Regions from separate parts of the Homo sapiens genome. Here region 2 is linked to region 1. A link is a contact called in ENCODE Hi-C data. All regions are on one chromosome and are shown on one strand. Each heading gives the region's core, a stretch centred on a gene start or an enhancer-like site at or near the end of the contact. The rest is flanking DNA. Distances are from core to core; before and after follow the strand shown. Region 1 has its middle 83 kb from the start of LINC02532. Region 2 has its middle 61 kb from the start of CD24.

Region 1 (5,124 bases), core at 1,732-4,231:
CATAGGTCCTCCAAAGAAGGCTGAGCCCAGAGAGGGGCAGGGTGCAAGATGGCTCTTTATCTGAGACCCACATTGTTTATTCACTCAATTCCTCTCCAAAACAGGTCCCAAAAGTAAAAGAAATACTGGAAAATAAAACATTTCTTACTATTTCCAAGTGGTTCAGGCCATCTCTGCCCTTGAAGCCAGGTGGACCCACCTGTGAGGCTTGACTCCAGCAATGTTTTGATTCCCATGTTTTTTTTAACTCAAACTCCTCTCTCCATTGCCAGACTCCTGTTCTGTGATTTTTTTTTTATTCTGATTATTCCCAACACGTGGAACTTGGTGCTCCAACTTAGTTGGCTTCTCTACCTTCAGTATCTCCTAGTGTTTCAGGCAGGAGAGTGAAGTAATCAAAACCAGAGGCTGGGTGTGGTGGTGCATGCCTGTAATTCCGACATTTTGGGAGGCCAAGGCAGAAGGATTGCTTCAGCCCAGGATTTTGAGACCAGCCTGGGCAACATAGTGAGACCCTATCTGTACAAAACAAATTTTTTTAATTAGCCAGGCATGGTGGTGTGTGCCTGCAGTCCCAGCTACTTAGTAGGGTGAGGTAGGAGGATCACTTAGGCCCAGGAGTTTGAGGATGCAGTGAGCTATGATCATGCCACTGCACTCCAGCCTGGGTGAAAAGAAAGGAAATAAAAGAGGCAGGTAGGAAGGTCTGAGAATGCTTGCCATAGTTTTGCAAGATGTGATAAAGACTTATTCTTAGATAGGCCCAGTGAGGGTTCAATGTTCTTCCCTCCAGGAATACCAAGGCCACTCCAAGAAGTTGGGTGGAAGATATAGTGCCTCAATTAAGGCTGATGATCAGAGGAATCAAAAAAGCAGGAAGGAGCTCAAGGGGATTCTGAAAGTAGTATGTAGATGTTCCTGGTGGCTTTTAGTGAGATCCTCAAGCAGACCTGGCAGGTGCATCAATTACATTGGAACGGTTGGCATGGGGGCAGTTATGGGAATAGAAACAAGGGATAGGGGATAGACTTATCTACAGAATCTGGTAAGCAGTTGATATAGGGAGCAAAAAATCTGATAAATTCAAATTTCATATTGTAGGGAAGGAAAAGGACTTTCCTCTACCCTCTTATATTAAATGAGTGGGACCTATAAATTAAACTGAGAAAAGACAAATTAACAAGAAAAATGGCTTACGTGTGTGTGTGTGTGTGTGTGTGTGTGTGTGTGTGTGTGTGTGTGTGTTTCTTTTTTAAGAGACAGGGTCTCACTATGTTGCCCAGGCTGGTCTCAAACTCCTCAGTCCTCCCACCTCACCCTCCCCAGTAGCTAAGATTATAGGTACGTGCCACCATACCTAGCTACAAATTGTATTTGATGTAAATAGTGTAATTTTATTAGGTGCGCAAAGGTCTTCATGGAGAAAAAGAAAAGATCAAAAGAGGCAGTTAGACCAGGGGTTTATATACCACTTTAACAAAGTGTGATAAAGTTGTGAAGAAGTGACAAGACGAAGGAAAGGGGGTTTGGGCTTCTAGAGGTGATGAATTGCTGAAAGGTAAATATATGAGGGAAACTAATGACAGCTGGGGCTTTATTTTAGTAAGGTTTGTTTGTGCGGTCCCATCTTAGTGCCAATTTTTCTGTCTGCAGTGATAGGGTTGTTCTTCTCTGATACGGGAAAGGGGAGGGGGAACACCTTCACATAGGGAAATTTATGTCCTGCTTTTAGACAGAGAGGGGGAAGGCAAAAAGCTCTTCCTACGTTGGCTGCTTCTTAGTTGCCTCCAGCGCAAAACACTCCTTATGACAAATTGGCATAAGGGTGAGGTAGTATATTCAGAACTCCTTCAATATTCAAGTCTGGGGTAGTAAGGGGAATAGGAGGGGAATATCCAAGTTTCTGACTTGAAGCTAGGTAGGAAGTGGTGGGACTCACTAATGTAGAAAGAAAGGAAGTTGGTAGCAACAAGAAGTGGATGCGTTCAGAATAGGTGAAATAGAGAGTCAGAAACAAGAGCTGAAAGACTGTGCTTAGAGAGCATGATGCTGGAAGTGCATGAGCTGAAGCAGTCCTGAGTAATAGCAAGGTCCAGGATGTGGCCATGATATCCAAGAAGTTGAAACTGCTTGGAAATGAGCAGGTCTAGGGCCTGAGAGCTGAAAATGTTTGGATGAACACAGAAGCTGCTCAATATGTGGCCTCCTGGCATTACAGCTTTGCCTCCCCATAACTACACACAGTAAATGAGCCATCTCTCTCAGCTTTGGCCTTATGAACAATCTATGAACATTCCTTTCACATTACTTTTCAAGCTGCTGATAGAAATACTAAACAGGCCTGAGGCAGATACTTACCTTGAGTATGCTTGGAGAATTCCAAATATGCCTTGATGGTTTTGAAGTATTTTGTTTTATATGGTTAGGGAGCATTGTCAAGATAATGTTCAATGTAGCCGGGCATGGTGGCACATGCCTGTAGTCCCAACTACTCAGGAAGCTGAGGTGGAAGAATGGTTGAGCCCAGGAGTTTGAGGTTACAATGAACTATGATCACACCACTGCACTCTAGCCTGGGTGACAGAGCCAGACTCTGTCTCTAAAAAATAAAAATACAGAAGATAATGTTCTATGTATTCAGGGGACTAATCCCTCACTTCCAGTTATTTCCCACAACAGGTTGATTGTAAGGCATGGCACATGGAGAAGGGTGAGGTATTTATCTTGTGGTTTATTTCCTGGATTTTATAATTTATAGGTAAGTTATATCACCCCAAATTTACTGAGCCCAGGTCCCACTAATAACAAAAAGCTCTATATCTCCCATTAAGATATATGCAACATGCAAAAAGGCTCTTGGGCTTTTTAGCCATTATGTTTTCTGTTGCACTTGGACCTAAAACCTCAACTTCCATATTCAAGCCTGGGATGATCAAGGGGGTGGAGGGGAGTGCAGGGAGGTAGAATGAAGGGGTGCTACTGTCGGTAGACAGACTGAGATGGCAAGGAGCCTAGACAAATGAAGATAAATTGAGTCAGAAGATCTGGATTCTTGCCCAGGTCTGGCCCTTCTTAGCTCTGTGAATTGGGCAGGTCACTGAACATTGTCTACTAAGTAGGAGTTGTATTAGTTTACCATGCCTAGTTCAATAGGTTATCGTGGGTACAAAGGTGGAACAATGGATGGGAAGGTGCTTTGTAATTACTCATTCATTAGAGATGAGGGAAGAAACTGTTGGCACTTTTTATGAGGGAAGAATCTGTTGGGCCTGCATTTCCAACCATCTGCAAGACTTTGCTACATATTAACTCTGCCTATCACTATGCATAATCCTTCCCATTGGCAAGATCCTTTGAAAACCGAGGGCTGTCAGCAGAGCCACTTGATTCTGGTTATTGAGAAAAGCTTTTCCTGCCAGTTCAACCTAAGCCTGGGCCTTCCCTAGGCCCATTTTAGCACCAGGTGGCAGAAAAAAGAAAATCTGAATGTAAAACATCTTAAAGAGTCATTTTACATTTCCTGGAAGTCTCAGGGCAGGGGGCTGTAGCCCAGAAAGAGGAATTACACTCCTATAACACACAGAGAAACACTCTCAAATCCTAGCTGGAAAATCTTCTCCCCTAGGCCTGTCATGAAGACAGCTGCTTCCCTAAGTCCCTCTCATCTTCTCCCATACTCTTGCCTTCTCCACCTCTGCTCTCACTTCTTACTGAACTTTTTCATCCTAATTTGGATAATTTTCTGATGTTTTTCTCCATCCACAACCCAAGCAGCCCAGTGCAGCCCAACAGCTGAGCTTTGTTTGTGTATTAGAAGAAACTTATGGGCCAGGCTCAGTGGATAGAGCTTGTAATCACAGCACTTTGGGAGGCCAAGGCGGGCAGATCTCTTGAGGCCAGGAGTTCAAGACCAGCCTGGCCAACATGAAACTCCGTCTCTACTAAAAATACAAAAATTAGCCGAGCGTGGTGGCACATGCCTGTAATCCCAGCTACTCAGGAGGCTGAGGCAGGAGAATCGCTTGAACCCGGAAGGCAGAGGGAGGGAGCCGGCATTGTGCCACCGCAGTCCAGCCTCGGCAACTAAGGGAGACTCTGTCTCAAAAAAAAAAAAAAAAAAAAAAAAGGAGTATGAATACTTACTTTTTTTCCAGCTGCCTCTGCCCTGGACACACTTTTCCAGCTGTCTCTGCCCTGAAGCTGTGTATATGCCGGTGCATGGCCTGAGAAGAGATAAAGATCTCTCCTTTAGATCCTGGGAAGTGCATGCCAACACCGGAGAGCTGCCTGCTCTCAGGAGCTGGAGGCCCTTGGGTAGGCTGTAGGCCCCACACTGTGGCCCACTCCCTTCCTTCTCTTCTCCTAATAACCACTGCTGAACAAGTTTGAGTCCCCAGGCAGGTACGTGGCTCATAAATTGTTCAGCAAAGGGTGGCTGTTAAGATGACTAATAGTGTGCCATGAGCTGTAGGGGTATTCAAGGGAAATATGACCCAACTCTGCCTTGGAGAAGTTTAAAATCTATCAGTGTAGGTGGGTAGTGTTTCTTACATTCTAGTACTGACAGAACCTTAAATCTGGTTGAAACAAAGGTCCAGTCCTCTGCCTTTCAGCAGGAAAAAGTCTTTAATTTACATATAAAGCCTTTGAGTCTTGGGCAAGTTAAGTAATTTTTCTCAAGATCACACATTTGTCTGGGACAAGAACTACATCCTCTCTTAGCCTTCTGGCTCTCCATAAGAGACAACATTCACATGTTTTCTGTTCTTCAAAAAGTAGCAGTTGCCTTCTAAACTTATCCGGTACAAAGTTGTGAAAATTGATCTGTCTATTGTTTTGACTGCCCTTGCAATATTTGGGTCATCTCAAACTGAGGCTACCTAAAATCCCAGAGCTGTGTCTCCAAGCCAGTGATAAGCCAGATGGCAGAGGATGAAATGTTATTAGACTCCATTTATCCAGAAGAGGATAGCTATACCATTAAGAAGGAGGAGAATAAATTAGTAAGCAATGTAACTGCAACATGGCAGCAGAGGAAAGATTTTGAATGTATTAACAGCATTTTCTTTAAAAAAAAAAAAAAATGGCACTGTGAAAAGGGGAAGAAGCAGGAAATGGCCTTAA
Region 2 (5,124 bases), core at 719-3,218, 42 kb after region 1:
ATCCGTGCTGCTTCTTAGTGATTCAATATTCAACAGCTATTTGGTGCAGCACTGCTTGGTAGGTATTTTAACACACTGTCAACTGAAGAATCATGAGGTTGATAAATTTGGAAAGGAGAACTTTATTTCTCATAAAGGGTTGCAGTTTGCAAGGTAGCCGTTCTAACAGGCTGGGAAGTGTAGCTTCTGGTCAGAAGCCAGAAACAGCACTTCAAGGGAGGAGTAAAGGGAACAGGAATTTATGCTGAGCAGCGTGACCGAATATACATATTGAATAAACTTTAAGACGAGTCATGAATAGTTACAAAAGGAGAAACACAACCCTGTGTAATTGAACTTTATGCTCTTCATGGATCCAAGGATGGAGTTTTGGGCCTTCTAATGTCAAAAGGCGAAGCAGAGGACATGAAGGTATTCAGTGCACATCATCTGTAGACTGGCCAGGACCACTCCACAGGCAGTGGTCTCTTATCAGGAAGGCAGGCTTATCAGTGTGTCAAAACCACAAAAAGGGAGGGGCAGTGTCAGGGAGTTGTTTGATATCCACAGTGGAGTCTTTCAAAAGGGTTGGTTTCTGTTTAATCTTTAGGGAAGAAAGACTAATGGCAGTTATCAAGGGAGGGGGTATAATGAGGCATGTCTGACCTGTCAGACCTCCCATCCCATCATGGCCAGGAACTCAGGTTTCAAGGTTTCTTTGCAGTCCCCTTGGCCAAGATGGGATTCATTCAGTTACTTGGGGGGGGGTGGGGGTGGGGCTTAGGTTTTATTTTTCTCAGTATTGAGAATTTTACCCATAGGGCTTTCTGAGGCAAAGCTTCCCATTTTGGTTCCATTGTTAAATGAAAGGTAAGAGATAGGAATTTGTCAGCAAAGAAAGGAAATTTGATGTCTTTTAAAAACAAAACATGGCATGAAGAAAGAATAACAAAATCAGAATTCCTCTGGAAATTCACTCCCATTGGCATATATACTGTTTATTTAGGGTGTTGCACAACATAAAGAGGATTTAGCACCTGGCAGGAAAGACTGAGTGTTCCAAAGATGGAGTAAACATAAGATCCTATAAAGAATTGCTAGTGAAAGACTCCATCTGCTTTCTTTGGCTGGAGTGACTGGTCACAAGGCAATTTTGAAGATGATTTTGAGTAGAAGAAGCCATATCCATGCACTGTTTGGTTTGGGGAGGGAGACCCAGGCCAGGGAAGAGGGGTTCAGCAAGTTCCAGGAGGTGAGGGCAGAAGCCCAGGAACTACACCATTCCACCCATGGCTCTGAAAACTTGGTAGAAGAAGCCCTCCATACTAACATGCACGAAGGCCCCAGCTCGCCTGCCCCAGCAATGCCAGCATCACCCTCCCTGCCCACCCGCTCTCTCACCTCGGCACTCTTACCAGGTTCTAGCACTGCTGCCTTGATGACTGCAGAGCTTCCAGCGGCCATCACAACAAAACCACAATCATTTTGCACCTAAGATGTAGAGCCTTGACCTTGGGGAGTCACAGAGATTACATTAAGAGATACAGAATGCAAGGAAATGCCCACTGGGGTTTAATCCTCTTGGGCTGCTCAAGTCCTGAGGTCTTCATAAAAGCAAGTTACTATGAAGATGGGAGGCAGCCACTGTCTGGCCTTGATTGTCCTCATGGGCCTCTGGAGTGGAAGATGAACCTTTAAAGGGGCTAAGTGCACACCATGAGGAAGAGAGTTTTAAGTGTTATACTGTGGGAGGAAAAGGCTGAACAGAAATTCAAAAGGCTCGTCTAAGTGCCATATTGAAAGAAAGTGAGAAAGCATAAGTCAGGGACCAGGAACAAGTAAGGCCTTGGGAACTTTCTGGAATCTTTTTAATTTCCTCATGTTTGCTTCTTCTATTATCTTCCTAGTATACTTTCCAGTAACACAACCTTTTCAAAATGCCTAAAGCAAAAAGGATCTGTGTGTTTGCTTTGGGAACAACAGTTAATCATGGGCTGGGGCAGCCTGAAAGAAGAAGGAAAACCTGAGGAACAGGGTGAGTCAGGAAGCTTTGGACAGGACACATAGTTGTCATAGAAGGAAGGAGAAGCAGCTGGGCCTGTTAGGTGACCCAGAAACTTAGTAATAAGGGAGTGGTTTCTCTGAAGTTTTTATTTTTATGCCCTTCTACAGTTTTGTATATTTCTATATAACCTATTTTTTGTTTATAATCTACTTTATTCCATAAAATATTTAAGTAGTCTATAGGATATAAGAAATATATTCAATAAAATATAAAGTCAAAAAAATGCAAAATGTTTTAAAAGGTTATGACCAGGAGAAAATTAGAACACGTGTTTGCATAAGGCCGTACTCTGTCACTAAACAGAGGCTCAGATTTGTCTCTGAACTTCCAGGCGCCTGAGACAGAACAGAAATCAGATACGTTACCCGAATCTCATTGTTCACTAGAAGACAAACAAACAATTGCTGAGGTAAAGTAAAAGATACTTATAGGACCTCACAGAGTGGTTGAAAAAAAAAAGTGACACCTCCACATTATCATCAAGAGGAAAGTTCACAAAGTTGTCTCTTACATGCTAAGAGGATGACTCAAGATGTAACTCAGAGTTTCTGTGGGAACTCTCCCCTCCTCACCTAACTAGAAAGCGGCAGAGCCAGATTTGGAACACAGGTCCTGTGACCTCAGCTCCTGTTTGCTTTGTACCTCCTTTCACCTAGCTGTTTCCTACTTCTCTTGCAGTCTCAATTTAAACTTCACTTCCTGAAAAAGACCTCTCTGGCCCTGGGCTGGACTAGGCCCCTGTTAGGTTCTCAGCACCCTGGGCCTTCTCTATCTTTCACACATCACATTCTTTGTTCTCATTTGTTTGATGTCTGTCTTTACCAACAGAATGAAAGCTCATGACAGGAGGGACCATCTGGTCATCTTTTTTTTTTTTTTGAGTCTCGCCCTGTCACCAGGCTGGAGTGCAGTAGCACGATCTCAACTCACTGCAACCTCCACCTCCTGGGTTCAAGCGATTCTCCTGCCTCAGCCTCCTGAGTAGCTGGGACTACAGGCATGCGCCACCACACCCAGCTAATTTTTTGTATTTTTAGTAGAGATGGGGTTTCACCATGTTGGCCAGGATGGTCTCGATCTCCTGATCTTGTGATCCGTCCACCTCAGCCTCCCAAAGTGCTAGGATTACAGTCATGAGTCACAGCGCCCGGCCTTTTTTATTTTATTTTATTTTGTTGAGACGGAGCTTCACTCTTGTTGCCCAGGCTGGAATGCAATGGTGCGATCTTGGCTCACTGCAACCTCCACCTCCCGGACTCAAGCGATTCTCCTGCCTCAGCCTCCTGAGTAGCTGGGATTACAAGCACCTGCCACCACATCGGGCTAATTTTTTGTATTTTTAGTAGGGATGTGGTTTCACCACGTTGACCATGGCTGGTCTCAAACTCCTGACCTCAGGTAGTCTGACTGCCTCGGCCTCCCAAAGTGCTGGGATTACAGGTGTGAGCCACTGTGCTTGGCCCATCTGGTCATCTTAATAGATGCTGACGTCCAGGTGCGGTGGCTCACGCCTGTAATTCCAGCACTCTCAGAGGCCAAGGCAGGAGGATCGTTGAACCCAGGAGTCCAAGGCCACCCTGGCAACATAGAGAGACCCTGTCTCTTAAAATATATATGTATTTATGTATTTATATATATATATATATGTATTTATGTATTTATATATATATATATATATATAAAAAGAAAAAATAGATGCTGAAAAAGCATTTACAAAATTCAACACCCATTCATGATGAAATCTCTCAGCAAACTAGGACTAGAAATAAACTTCCTCAACTTGACAAAGAACATCTGAGAAAAACTTATCATTAATATTAATATCATAGTTAATGGTGAAAGACTAAATGTTTTCTCCTGAAGGTCAGCAAGAATGTCCGTTCTAACCACTTCTATTCAACATTGTACCAGAGTTCCTAGCCTGTGAAATAAGGCAAGAAAAAAGAAATAAAAGGCACCCAGATTGAAAAGAAAAAAAATAACACTGCCTTTATCACAGATAACATGATTATCAATGTAGAACGTCTTGAGATTGATTTTTTAAAATCTGTGCCTATTAGTAAATAAAACAAATATGAAAGACAAAAGGTTAATTCATAAAAATTAACTGTATTTCTATAGAACAGTAATGAACAATTTGAAAATGAGTTAAGAAACAATAGAGTAAAATAACCTCAAAAATGTGAAATACTTATGGATACATTTAACAAAATGTATATGCAAGACATATAAACTGAAAACTTCAAAACATTTCCTTGAGAAATTAAGAATGATCTAAACATATGGAGAGACATTCCTTGTTCATGGATTGGAAGACTCAATATTGTGAAGATATCAATTCCTCCCAAATGGATCTATAGATTCAAAATAATCCCAAATAAAATTCCAGAAAATTTTTTGTAGAACTTGACAAGCTAATTTTAAAACTTATATGGAAATACAAACGACATAGAATAGGCAAACAATTTTGAAAAAGAATAGTCAGAGGACTTATACACGACCTGATTTCAAGATTTATTATAGGCCAGGAACAGTGGCTCATGCCTGTAATCCCAGCATTTTGGAAGGTCAAGGCAGGAAGATCACTTGAGCTCAGGAGTTTGAGTCCAGCCTGGGCAAGAGAGTGAGACCCTGTCTCAAATAAAGAGAAAGAAATAGAACCACAGATAATGCATGTGGTTAACTGACTTTCAACAAAGATGCCAGTTTAATTCAATGGAGAAAGAATAATCTTGTCAATAAGTGGTATTAGAATAATTGGATGATTCTTTGGGAAAAAAGAAACCTGGACTTTCACCTCAAACCATATAAAAAAAAATAACTAAAATAGATCATAGACCAAAATGTAAAAGCTACAACTATAAAACAACTGGAAGAAAACAGAGGATAAAGTCTGTGTTCTGGCTGGGCGTGGTGGCTCATGCCTATAATCTCAGCACTTTGGGAGGCTGAGGCGGGTGGATCACGAGGTCAGGAGATCGAGACCATCCTGGCTAACACGGTGAAACCCTGTCTCTACTAAAAATACAAAAAAAAAAAAAAAATTAACTGAGCGTGATGGCGGGCGCCTTAGTCCCAGC

Evidence for each region. A loop is a pair of places that touch in the nucleus more often than their neighbours do. Pooled maps may share reads with other maps.
Region 2: a loop to region 1 is called in a map of PC-9, with 7 times the contacts of the local background. The contact joins two enhancer-like sites. A Hi-C loop is called at or near these places in 5 of 168 maps with a recorded cell type or tissue (Caco-2, Calu3, HepG2 and 2 more) and 4 of 50 pooled maps.

Annotation. Positions count from the first base shown.
Region 1 is chr6:106,867,915-106,873,038 of GRCh38, forward strand. No RefSeq gene overlaps it. Among named protein-coding and RNA genes, the nearest start is that of LINC02532, 83 kb to the left of the region's middle. Within about 2 kb of position 2,982, at least 3 of the 41 ENCODE cell types and tissues checked have a DNase peak (open chromatin) inside an H3K27ac peak, as active enhancers do; they include PC-9 and mammary epithelial cell, where a contact is called at or near this core.
Region 2 is chr6:106,911,268-106,916,391 of GRCh38, forward strand. No RefSeq gene overlaps it. Among named protein-coding and RNA genes, the nearest start is that of CD24, 61 kb to the right of the region's middle. RefSeq lists an enhancer at 2,498-2,567. Within about 2 kb of position 1,969, at least 7 of the 41 ENCODE cell types and tissues checked have a DNase peak (open chromatin) inside an H3K27ac peak, as active enhancers do; they include PC-9 and mammary epithelial cell, where a contact is called at or near this core.